2 separate regions of the Homo sapiens genome follow, and region 2 is linked to region 1. A link is a contact called in ENCODE Hi-C or POLR2A ChIA-PET data. All regions are on one chromosome and are shown on one strand. The core of a region is the stretch at or near the end of the contact, and the rest is flanking DNA. Distances in the headings are between cores, read along the strand shown. Region 1 holds the start of LINC00526 (long intergenic non-protein coding RNA 526). Region 2 holds the start of IMPA2 (inositol monophosphatase 2).

Region 1 (5,374 bases), core at 1,234-3,733:
AAATCTCAGAAACAAGCAACATTAAGCACACATATATGTGTGTGCACTATACTTATATGTAAACCATACTTTTAAAAGTATGTAGATATATAGATCTTGATCGATAGATATAAAACTACACTTAAAAAATAAAACAGGTATGATAATGATTAACCCAAATCTCAGGTTAGTGGTTAACTCTGTAAAGATGGGATAGGGGAATAACAGTAAATTCAACAATCTAGGTCTTCATATGGGCCATAGATTCAGGAGTGTTTGCTTTGTTTCATTACTTAAAAACAGACATTGCATACCTATTGAAGATCTGTCATATATCTGGCCACGTTGTTTTAAAATTTTATTTTCTAATATATACCTACAAAAGAATATATGTAGCTATCATTAGTCAGTGGTAGGCACATCCTGAGTGTTTTGAGCATGACTGCCTAGTCTCGTTATTTGCTTCATAAATTTCATGTAAATTATAAAGGACAAAGTAAGAGTTCATTTTGGCTTTGCAACTTTAAATGGCATTTTGATACTACCTTTAGCTCCAGATAAATTCCATAAATTATACTGACTCGGTAGATGGCTTTCCTTTTTTAGAAGAGTTGAATATAATGACATGTTCCTTTTCCCTCAGCAAAGAAAATAACGTCTAGCTATAAAGGAATAGGCATATACTACATGTTCTTCAGATCGAGCCTCAGATCTGAAACGCAGTCTTACTTAACCTCTGCATGCATCCTTCCTTCCGTTTAAGCATTTGTTAAAAAATGGAAAGCATTTCTATTTTCTTAACTTTTTCTTTCATTTAATGTCTTTTTTAATTTAGAGTTTATTTGAGCATCCAGTGATTCATGAATCAGTCAGCACTAGACCACAAGCAGTTCAGTGCTCCACTGTGGAGGCAAAAAGGGAAAACTTTTGTAAGATGTTTGCAGACACAAAACAAATAAAAATATTTGGTTAAATTGGGAAGTCCCTAGTGAGAAGTTGGTTGACAGTTTCTAGTTGGTTAAGCTTAAGTTTTGTTTTCTGGATTTAACGTCTTGTTTCTATAATTATAAAATGAATACAGTCACTTCAGAAACCTAGAAATGTATAAAGTAAAAATTTTCCACAATACTCCACCCAAAGATAACTTTTTTGAGTATGAATTTGTTCTTCCTCAAAATACGCGTTTTAAACAATTGATATCAAAATGCATCTTGTTTATTTGGCTTTTGAAACTGTTATAACACAACTTATAACATTGGAAATACATTATTTTATTAATACAAAGTAGTTTTCATAGTAAAATACCAAATTAATTAAAAGGCAGAATGAAACGTACCATATACATGTAGACGACAAATGAAAACTGTCAAAGTATCCTTCTCTCTAAAAAGCCACAAATTACGTTCTTTGAAGTAAGTATTGGGTTTTATTTCCTAAACTATACACATCAATATCACCTCCTGAAGCTTTTTACCCAGTTTCACGGTTGGTATTTCGGACATGCAATGTTCCATGCTGTCAAACTTGGAATGCCTCGTTTGGATACAGGGAGACAAAGACTTGGAGACCCAGAAGCCTGAAAGTGGTTCTTGACCGACTTTGTCCACTCAAATTAAGGCATCATGCAGCTGGTCATCACTTACATTGCTGGTTGCACGCAGGCACACACACACCAGTGCTCACAGCCAGCACTTGTTAAGAATGGTTGAGCTGGACCAAATGGTATACGTGTCTTTCATCAATATAAACATGGACTGCATTCATCTGGACACGGGCCTTTCCCGCCTACCGAGCCTGCCCACCACCCGAAGTTTAAGCTCATCTTGGAGGACCTGACACTCAGGAAGCCGTCTCCCGTTGTTCCACCGGCTTTGTGGCCCCAATGTCTGTATAAGCTGCTGATTTGCCTTGGGAAAACAAACCAGCATCGATTTCAGAGAAATTACTGGATAATTTGCGCTGTGAGGCGCCTAGATCGCAAGGCGCACTCCGCAAATGACAGCCGCTCCCGTGCACTTGTCCAGTCATTCGGGTGGCATACTGTCCGGGTGGAAGCCCGCCAAAATAATCCATTTGGAAGGGACGGAGGGCTTCGTCAGAAATTGCCTTCTTGTAGCTATGAGACATTGAGCAAAACAGATAAGAACTGGGGCAATGGAGGCATAAACATTAAGGCTAGGATGTATTTTTGGGGAGAAAGCGGCGGCTAGCAGGGACGAAGCTCAACTTCATGCGCCGCGCCCCGGAATGCTTTGCCTTTAGCCACTAGCGGAGCCGCCCGCCTGAGGGAGCCCTCCGGGAGTGAGCGCACGCAACCGTGCAGTCAGATTCCTCCGCCGACCGCGGCCCTCTCTCCTCGGGCTTTGCCTTCGCTCTCTAGCTTTTCTTCTTTCACTCCCGCTCGCCGACTCCAGCCCGCTGGGCTCACGCTCTGCCGGACACCAATCCCGGCGGCCCTGCCCGACGGAGCTCAAGGCTAGGCCTGGCCTTGTCCGCGGAGTCCGCCCCTCGCCGCCACCGGGATCCGCCCCCGCGCCGACACGCACTTCCGGCAGCGCCGCGGCCGGGAGGGACCGAGCGGGGAGCAAGGCCTGCGGGGAGGCGCAGGATGGACGCGTTGGCTGTCATGATGTAGGACCTCCTGACCTAGAACCATGCCCGGCGCAGGGAGAACAACGAGCTTACGGACCGGGTGCGGGGGCTGCTGTGCGAGAAAGCCTACCTGCTGGCCCGGGAGCGTTCGCCGGCCCACCTGGTGGCTTTCCCTGGACGTTTAACGGCGACTCCGCCCGGCCTCCCGACTTTTTGATGCAGGCGTTCTCTTACATGACTTTCTTCGAGGCTAGATTCTCGAAAGACATCCTGAAGGTGGCTTTCTTAATTAGCTGCCTCACCGGCTGGCGGAGCAGTTCGTAGTCGCCTACATCGAGAGGGAGAGCCCCGTCCTGGCTCAGTACTGGGGCTTCGTGGACGCGCTGTAGCGGGTCTTCGCCGTCGTGGGTAGGAAACAGTCGGGCCGGATCCCCGGTGTCTGGGGAGCGGCTGCCGGCCGGGCCCGCGCGAGCCGCTTCACTCCTACAAGCCCGGCTCACTAGTTCCAAGCTGCTGGACTTTGACCCTCGCTGGGAAGCTTGATCGCCGCCTGTTCTCGCCAATCTCTATGCCTTTGCACTGCCCAGCAACCCGGTCACTGCCCAGGACCTGTTAAAAGTTGAATGGACCTCCCAGAATCACGCCGCTGCCACCGCCGTTTCTAGAGACGGCTTTTGGCCACCTTTGAGAATCAGGGTCAAACTTGGAAGGGCCTGCATTTGTCACACTTCCTCGGACACTAATTTGGATAGTTCAGGCCCAGAGACGGCTTCCCGGGTTAGTGTGCCTGACAACACTGAAGAAAAATTGTGACATTTTCCTTCCCCAGAATTACTTCGTTTTATACATTTCACTTCTCTTCTGAAATCACAGCAATGCCAGTTTGCGCCTTTTGGTCTGAGGAACGCAGGCCCTGGCCACTACCAGGAAAAAGTATTTACTTTTAAAACTTGAATGTATATCTTTACCGTATGCCTAGTACAGTAGTGCTTGGAAGAAACAGATTAGTAAGACAAAATATATGTCTTCAAGAACACTTACGTTCTGAGAAAGAATTCTGAATGCAGATTCTAATGTCTGGTAAAATGCTTTACAGTGTAAAGAATGCATATATGATTCTTATTTTATGGCATTTTAAACTTTCCACCCCACGGTTTTAAAGTGTTAATATATGTTAAAAATATATGCAATTTATAAAGGAGAAGGAAAGCCCAGCTTGATTTTTGCTGCCAAAGATGGTATATTTAAAATTAAACGTAACTAATGGCAAAAAATAATGGGAATGGTGCAGTCTTTGAGCTGTATCCAGTTGGCATTATTCTCTTGGACTAAAAGGAATAGTATTAACTTCCTCACTTTGGGTAAGCCACTTTAGATTTTTGGGCTGCAGTTTTCTCAGGTAATTAGAGACTTTATATTATGAAAGTTTGGTTCACAATTCTTTGAGTCTCTTTTGGGAACAAAGAAGGTAAGAGGAGGATATGTGCCCTCCTCTCAATCAAGGGGTTTCTTGAAACCCTCTAAGGAGAAAAATCTGAAACTGCCTTTCCTAAAACGTTCATGGGTTTGTCATTCTGATGATCAATATCGTCCCACTGAAGTATCTTTTTGAATTCCTAGTTAGGAATCTTTATGTTAAGATAAACTGATCACTCTCTCCTTCGTGGACAGTTTATCTACCTAAAGATGATAGGGGAAAACACTGTTTTTGAAAGACGAAATAAAGACATGTTGTAGCAGTTATTTTATTGCCAGTTAGTATTACAAAAGTTCCTAAGGAACTCCCCATTAACTTGGCCTCATATGAACTACGCTTGAGTCCCGTTTTAAATTGAGTCTTGATCGTATTTACTGACAGTTTCAAAGCAGCGTTTTTTTTTTTCCTCCATAGTAAAAAACCTACAGGATACCACCACCAAAGGAAAAAACAAGTTTTTTTCAGTAAACCTCACAAGAGCATACATTTGATAGAATACACGGATTTTCTAATGAAAGCTCGCCGTCACCATTTTATAAGTCAGAACATGAAAGTCAAAATATCTCATACAGATGTCTTTTTTTTTTGAGAAGGTACACAAGGCTTGCTTGTAGAGATGGAGTTACATGGAGGGACAGAAGGTCACTGGTCAGTGATTTTAGGTTTTTATACTTCTGAAAACAGGTAATTACAGATTCTGATCAGTTTATCATTTTCTTTAGTCTTTTATTTTCTGCTGAATGCTCTCAAGGGAACGGATCCATACCTGTTTATCAGGCTCACCTGGAAGAGCCAAGTCATCCACTCAGGTCTTCCTCTGGACCTGCATAATTTCCTCATTTACTAGATTGGGTTTCTTTTATGTGTGGGCTTTTAATGCTTGGTATCTCTGGTCTTCCTAATATGTAATGCTTAGCATAATAATTTTAGCCATTATTCATTTTTGTAGTAGGCTTCACTAGCTTCCTGCTTCTCAAATCCCTTGAAAAGATGAGATTTTTTTTTCGTGGAGTTCACGTCTAGTAAGTTGGTCTTGATTTTTTTTTTCTTTCAGAACCTTCTGGATTTCAGCTTTGGCAAGCTTCCTCTGTTTCTGAGACACCTCCATCACCTGGGTTACAATCCCATCCATGATTTTCCCCATCTCCAGGCATTTTTCATGGAAAGCTCCTCATGCTTTTTAATTCCAGTTTATCCATTTGTGTGGCTTTAACCTCCACATCCAGGTCTTTCTGGCTAAACTGCAGTATATCCACAATGGGGCCAATGGACACATAAGGGAGGCCCTATCACAGGAACACGAACACCCGGAGTCGCTAGAAATCA
Region 2 (5,374 bases), core at 1,415-3,914, 6.7 Mb after region 1:
TTTCACCATGTTGCCCAGGCTGGTCTTGAACTCCTGACCTCAGATGATCCTCCTACCTCGGCCTCCCAAAGTTCTGGGATTACAGGCGTGAGCCACCACACCTGGCCGAACAGATATTTATTAAACACCTATTGGGTGCCAAGCGGTATGCTGATTGCTTGAGGCTACCCACACTGGTGCATAAATGACCAGTCTTTAATAATAATAGCAAACACATACGTTCCAAGCACAAGTACATTAACCCATACAATGGTTACAAAGACCACTTTACAGTTGAAGAAACAGGCAAAACCGGTTATTTTTAACTTGCTCAAATCCACACAGTAAGGAAGAAGAGAGGCCAATATTTTAATTTAGGAAACCTGGCTGCTTCAAAGCCTCATGCTGTTAAAAACCACACTACGCTGCCTTAAGATATGTCATTTGGGAAAGAAAGTTAACTCTTTTTCCAGTTGTTTAGATAAGCTGGGATCTATCATGAAAGTTTATCTAAAGATATAACTGAGCTTCCAGATGGGGTGACAGTACCAGGAGCACAGGCAGAGGTGTTCAGAAAGGAGAACTGGGAAGAGGCGGAAGAGACATTTTGCCACTTCTTTGTTTGCTTGGTGTTGGAAGTGACCGCTAATGAAAACCTGTCATGAAAATCAACAAGAGAATGCATTTCTTTTAAAGTAACGCATTCACAGCACAATCTTAAGTGCATTCTGAAGTCCTGCTGTCTTTTTTTTTTTTTTTTTTTTTTTGCGACGGAGTCTCACTCTGTCGCCAGGCTGGAGCGCAGTGGCGCCATCTCGGCTCACTGCAACCTCAGCCTCCCAGGTTCAAGGGATTCTCCTGTCTCAGCCTCCCGAGTAGCTGGGATTACAGACACCTGCCATCACGCCCAACTAATTTTTGTATTTTTAGTAGAGACGGGGTTTCACCTTGTTGGTCAGGCTGGTCTCGATCTCTTGACCTCGTGATCCGCCCGCCTCGGCATCCCAAAGTGCTGGGATTACAGGCGTGAGCCACCGCACCCGGCCTCTGTCTTAAACATCATAAAAACATAAGAACCCAAAAAAGATGGAGGGGAGTGCGCCCTTAGCTGCCCCAAACTGGCGTGGTGGGAGGCAGGGCAATTGGTCTAGTTTTCTGAGCCGTAGGATTAGGGCTCTGGGTGAGGCCAGAGTCCCTAAAGTTGTACCCATATCTGCGTGTTTGTATTTCCTGTTTGTAATTCCTCCTGTTTGTACTTTTTGTCTCTTATACGGTACACTTAAAGTTTCTCCACAAGGTGTTTCAGCATAAAGTACTCAAAAACTAAAAACGTTTAATTTCATTATTAGGTTAAGTGTGTAAAAAATGCCCCATCAAGGTTCTTGTACAAACTCCCATTATTCTCCCAGACTCCGAAGTGGCACTCCAGAATAATTTTACGTGGGTTAGCATCTTTTATAAAACGGGCAGGCAGAGCGGCTTATGAAATTAACCTTGGAAACCACGCGGCCACTCTTTCGGGAAATGCCTCCTATTTATGTTTACATGGGCCAGCAAGAGAATCCAAGGTTGGAAAGGTCATTCCTCACTACAGAGGCTCATCGCAATCACAGTTCCGTCTCCAAATTCGAGTTTTGGGTGTGAAGAGTTTATAAAGTCCAGCCGCTGTCCTCGCAGTGTTTGGGGTTAGCGGAGGGAGAGCTTGTTTGCGACCAAACTTGCCGCGCGGGGCGGCCGCTTGCAGGAACACTGCGGCCTTGTGCGCTCGGCGGTCTGAGCTCCTGCGAGGCCGAGAACGACGCCTAGCGCCCAGCGGCCTCCGCGAACAAAAAGCGACCGGTCGGAAGGTGCTGGCCCAGCCGCCCCTGGCGCTCGAGCCCGAATCCGGCCACAGACCATGAAGGGACGCCCGGCACCACGTGCGCGGGGATCCGCGGACGGGACGCTCCCCGGCACCTCCGGGGCTGGGCCGGCACCGCACGGTCCCACCCAGACAGTAGCTGCCCCGGGCCCCCAAAACAGCCGCTCCTAGCTCCTCCCTCCCAGCTCTGCGGTGGCCCAAGCCGCCCTCCGCGCGCTTGACCCAGAACAGTACGGAGTTCTGCACGAGCCGGGGGTGGGGCCTGTCTCAGCGCGCGGCGGTGGGGCGGGGCTTGGACACGGGCCCGGCTCAACTTGAGGGAGGCGGGGCTCGAGGCTCAGAGGAGTTGGAGCCCGCTCTGCGCGCTGCGGGACGGGGCACGGCGGAGCAGGGTTGGGTCCGCCTCGAGCGGGGAGGGTGATGCTGCACCACAGGGGCGGGGCTGGAGGTAAAGCGCGGAGCGGAGAGGGACCAGGCTCGGCACTGATTTGTGTTCAGGGCTAGCCCAGAGGGGCGGGGCCAGGTACGGGGCGCAGCCGGGAGCGGGAGGGGCGGTGCAGGACGGGGCCGGGCACGGCGCGGGAAGAGGCCAGGAGCAGCAACGGGTGCGGGGCGGGGCCGGGAGCGTCAAGGGGCGGGGAAGAGGGGGGAATGGGCGGGGCCGAGCTCTGCGAGGGGCGAGGTGGGGAATGCAGAGCGGGGCCGGACGCGGGAGCAGGGAGCTGGGCGGGGAGCGGGGCGGGGAGCTGGGCTGGGCTCGGCACGGGGCGGGGCGGAGGGTGGGGAGCGGAAAGCAGGACGCACGGCTCCCGCGGCCCGCTGGCTGCCCTTCCCGCCAGCGCAGGTGTGGGACGGGCGGCGGACTAGGCACAGAGCTGCGGGAGCAGGCACAGGGAGTGTGGAGCCTGGCGGCGGGACGGCGGGATCCGGTGGGAGCCGGAGTCCCGCCGAGGGGGGCTGGAGGTGGAGGGGCCCGGCGAGGCCGCGATGAAGCCGAGCGGCGAGGACCAGGCGGCGCTGGCGGCCGGCCCCTGGGAGGAGTGCTTCCAGGCGGCCGTGCAGCTGGCGCTGCGGGCAGGACAGGTGAGCGCCACGGCTGGGCTCGGAAGTCCGGGCGGAGCAGAAGCGCGTGGGCCTTGGGAGCCGCCTGGAGTGGCGGGGTCCTGGCGCGCAGCCGGCGGGCGCCCAGGGTCCGCACCCGAGGGCGCGGGGCGCGGAGCGGTGAAAGGAGCCTTTGTGCTGGTGTCCTGGACACACCTCCCGCGCCCTTCTCCAACTCCCGGAGCCCTGGCGGCGAGCCCCTCTGCTTTGGAGTTCAGCGGCTAACGTGACCTTTGCGTTTGAGTGAGTGGTCAGAATGTAGAAATCTCTCCAGGGGTAGCGTACGGGGCTGTTGATTTTTAAGGACCTATGAACGGATTCAGCTCGCGGTAGGAAGCCCGGGGCTAAGCCCCAGCCGCGTGGGGATCTGGCTGGGCTGCCGTTTGATTGTCCTGGCTGCAGCATCCTCAACCCAAACTTACTCTGACCCACACCCTGAAAGTGGCTCAGCTCCGCGACGGCCACGGACTCAGAGTTCAGGAGGAACTTGTTACACTGCCCGGAAGGATGAAAACCGAGCCGCAGAGCTACCGAAAACCAGCGAGCAGAGTTTAAAATGGAGTGCAGTTCCTCTCTTCTCTTTTTCATTTTTGTGATTGTTCCTTCCACTTTCCTCAGTACCTTTAGCAGTGCCTGACACACCGACGGTAGTGGTAGGCAAGCGAGTGTTGGTTCTCCCAGGACTGTAAGATGGCTTACTCCATGTTTGTCTCTTAGGATGTGATTGTGGGCCGGGCGCAGTGGCTCACGCCTGTAATCCCAGCACTTTGGGAGGCCGAGGCGGGTGGACCACTTGAGGTCAGGAGTTCGAGACCAGCCTGACCAACATGGTGAAACCCCGTCTCTACTGAAAATACAAAATTAGCTGGGCATGGTGGCGCGTGCCTTAGTTCCAGCTATTTGGGAGGCTGAGGCAGGAGAATCACTTGAACCTGGGAGGCGAAGGTTGCAGTGAGCTGAGATCGCGCCATTGCACACCAGCCTGGGCAACAAGAACAAAACTCCGTCTCAAAAAAAAAAAAAAAAAGTGATTGTTTTCGGGGATTTTAGAGACAGGAGGTGTGCTGAGAGCAGATTGGCCTTTTATATTCAAACATTTGTTTTCTTTTTTGAGGTCTGACAGTCCGAAAATGCTCTACCAGTTTCCCTAGATGTTGAAATCGGACTGTTATCAATCTTAAATTTGAAGTGAGTCGTCATAAAGTGGATAGTGCTTTACCTTGGTGCAAATCCTCTAATCCTGTTTAAAAATTAATCTGCAATACTAAGTAGACTCATTTTTTGTTGAAGGGCCTTCCTTCCCTTTGTAGTTTGAAGAACCCAAGCCTCAGACCGTAAAGAATGAATGAATTTAAGAGTGTTGCGAAACTCCACCCTTTGACCTTTCCCTCCTGTAGGAAAAGGAGGACCCTAAACCTTCCTGCAAGGCAGATGAAGCTTGTAGCTTCAGTGCAAGCGTTCTTCCTGGAAAGCAGAGCTGCTGTGTGCATGGAACACGGGTTCTCCTTCCATCCTTCCCTGCCTCCCAGCTTTCCTTCCAGAGCAAGCATCAGCCAGATATTTAGGAACTTTTAGGTTCTACTGTAAAACTTTTCTTCCTTGAGGCAGTGAAAAGCCAGCTTAGGATTCAGACATTGCTGTGTAAACCCTGGCGAGCTAAGTTAGGAGTTTCTGTGGTTTTCAAATTTAGATCCTTGAAGAAACAGAAGATTTTAAAATTTTATGTTATTATTTAACAAATGTGCATAAAGAGCTTGCAATAGAGCAGGAACAGTTCTAAGGCTCCTATGACTTTTAACTTAAGAGATATTTTATGTTTTTGCAACTTGCCAGCAACAAAAAAAGCTTTTTTTAAACGCTGGAGAGGGTTGCAATAAAGATGCTGCCATTAGGAGTCCGGTCAGGAAGCCCGGGCCGCCCGGGGCTCCCCCTCAGGCATTATGCTGATGCTTCCTGCCTGCCGGGCAGTGCTGAGGGAATGGCCTGAAGGTCTGCTGCTGGGACAAACAGAAGCCACACGAGGTCATCGGAACCTGTGTAAAGAGGGACAGATTGTCTTCTAATGCAATCGGGGGCTGACTGGAGAAAACATATCCTTTAGCCAGATGACCTGGTTCGGGGTGTAAAGGTCGTGAGTGGTGATCCTTTTGGAGTTCTCCTTAGTGAAGAGCATGTTGGCAAAGTCGCAGGGCCCCCAGATGCTCACCCTTCACTAGCACCCAGCATTCTACCACTCTGTTGTTCGCTGCTCTCAGCTGCCCCTGAGATGGAGTCTGTGTTCTAGATGCGGAAAGGTGAGGGAGCCGAAGGAGAGACCTTCCAAGAGATAAAGGTGCACTGTCCTTTCTCTCTTAGACTGGTTCCGCTCAAGGTGGCCCTGGAGAAACTGCTTCCATTTCCCCTCTGCCCCAGTTCTGGCAGGCTTCCCTGTCC

The links. Hi-C counts contacts between places; a loop is a spot of excess contacts on that map. ChIA-PET counts read pairs that join two places held with the same protein, here RNA polymerase II (POLR2A). Pooled maps may share reads with other maps.
Region 2: a map of naive thymus-derived CD4-positive, alpha-beta T cell shows a loop between it and region 1 (14-fold over the local background). The contact joins the promoter of IMPA2 here to the promoter of LINC00526 in region 1. A Hi-C loop is called at or near these places in 1 of 168 maps with a recorded cell type or tissue (naive thymus-derived CD4-positive, alpha-beta T cell) and 8 of 50 pooled maps. POLR2A ChIA-PET finds 5 or more read pairs at or near these places in 1 of 52 experiments (OCI-LY7).

Annotation. Positions count from the first base shown.
Region 1 is chr18:5,235,546-5,240,919 of GRCh38, forward strand. LINC00526 (long intergenic non-protein coding RNA 526) reads right to left here and starts at 2,484. Exons shown (of 1, transcript NR_026849.1): 1 at 1,179-2,484. LINC00667 (long intergenic non-protein coding RNA 667) reads left to right here and starts at 2,555. Exons shown (of 3, transcript NR_015389.1): 1 at 2,555-3,504. It also overlaps the pseudogene LOC100422274. RefSeq lists a silencer at 2,501-2,670 and an enhancer at 2,891-3,070.
Region 2 is chr18:11,978,843-11,984,216 of GRCh38, forward strand. It overlaps IMPA2 (inositol monophosphatase 2), which reads left to right and starts at 2,665. Exons shown (of 8, transcript NM_014214.3): 1 at 2,665-2,923. The coding sequence starts at 2,828. RefSeq lists silencers at 1,588-1,882, 1,723-3,202.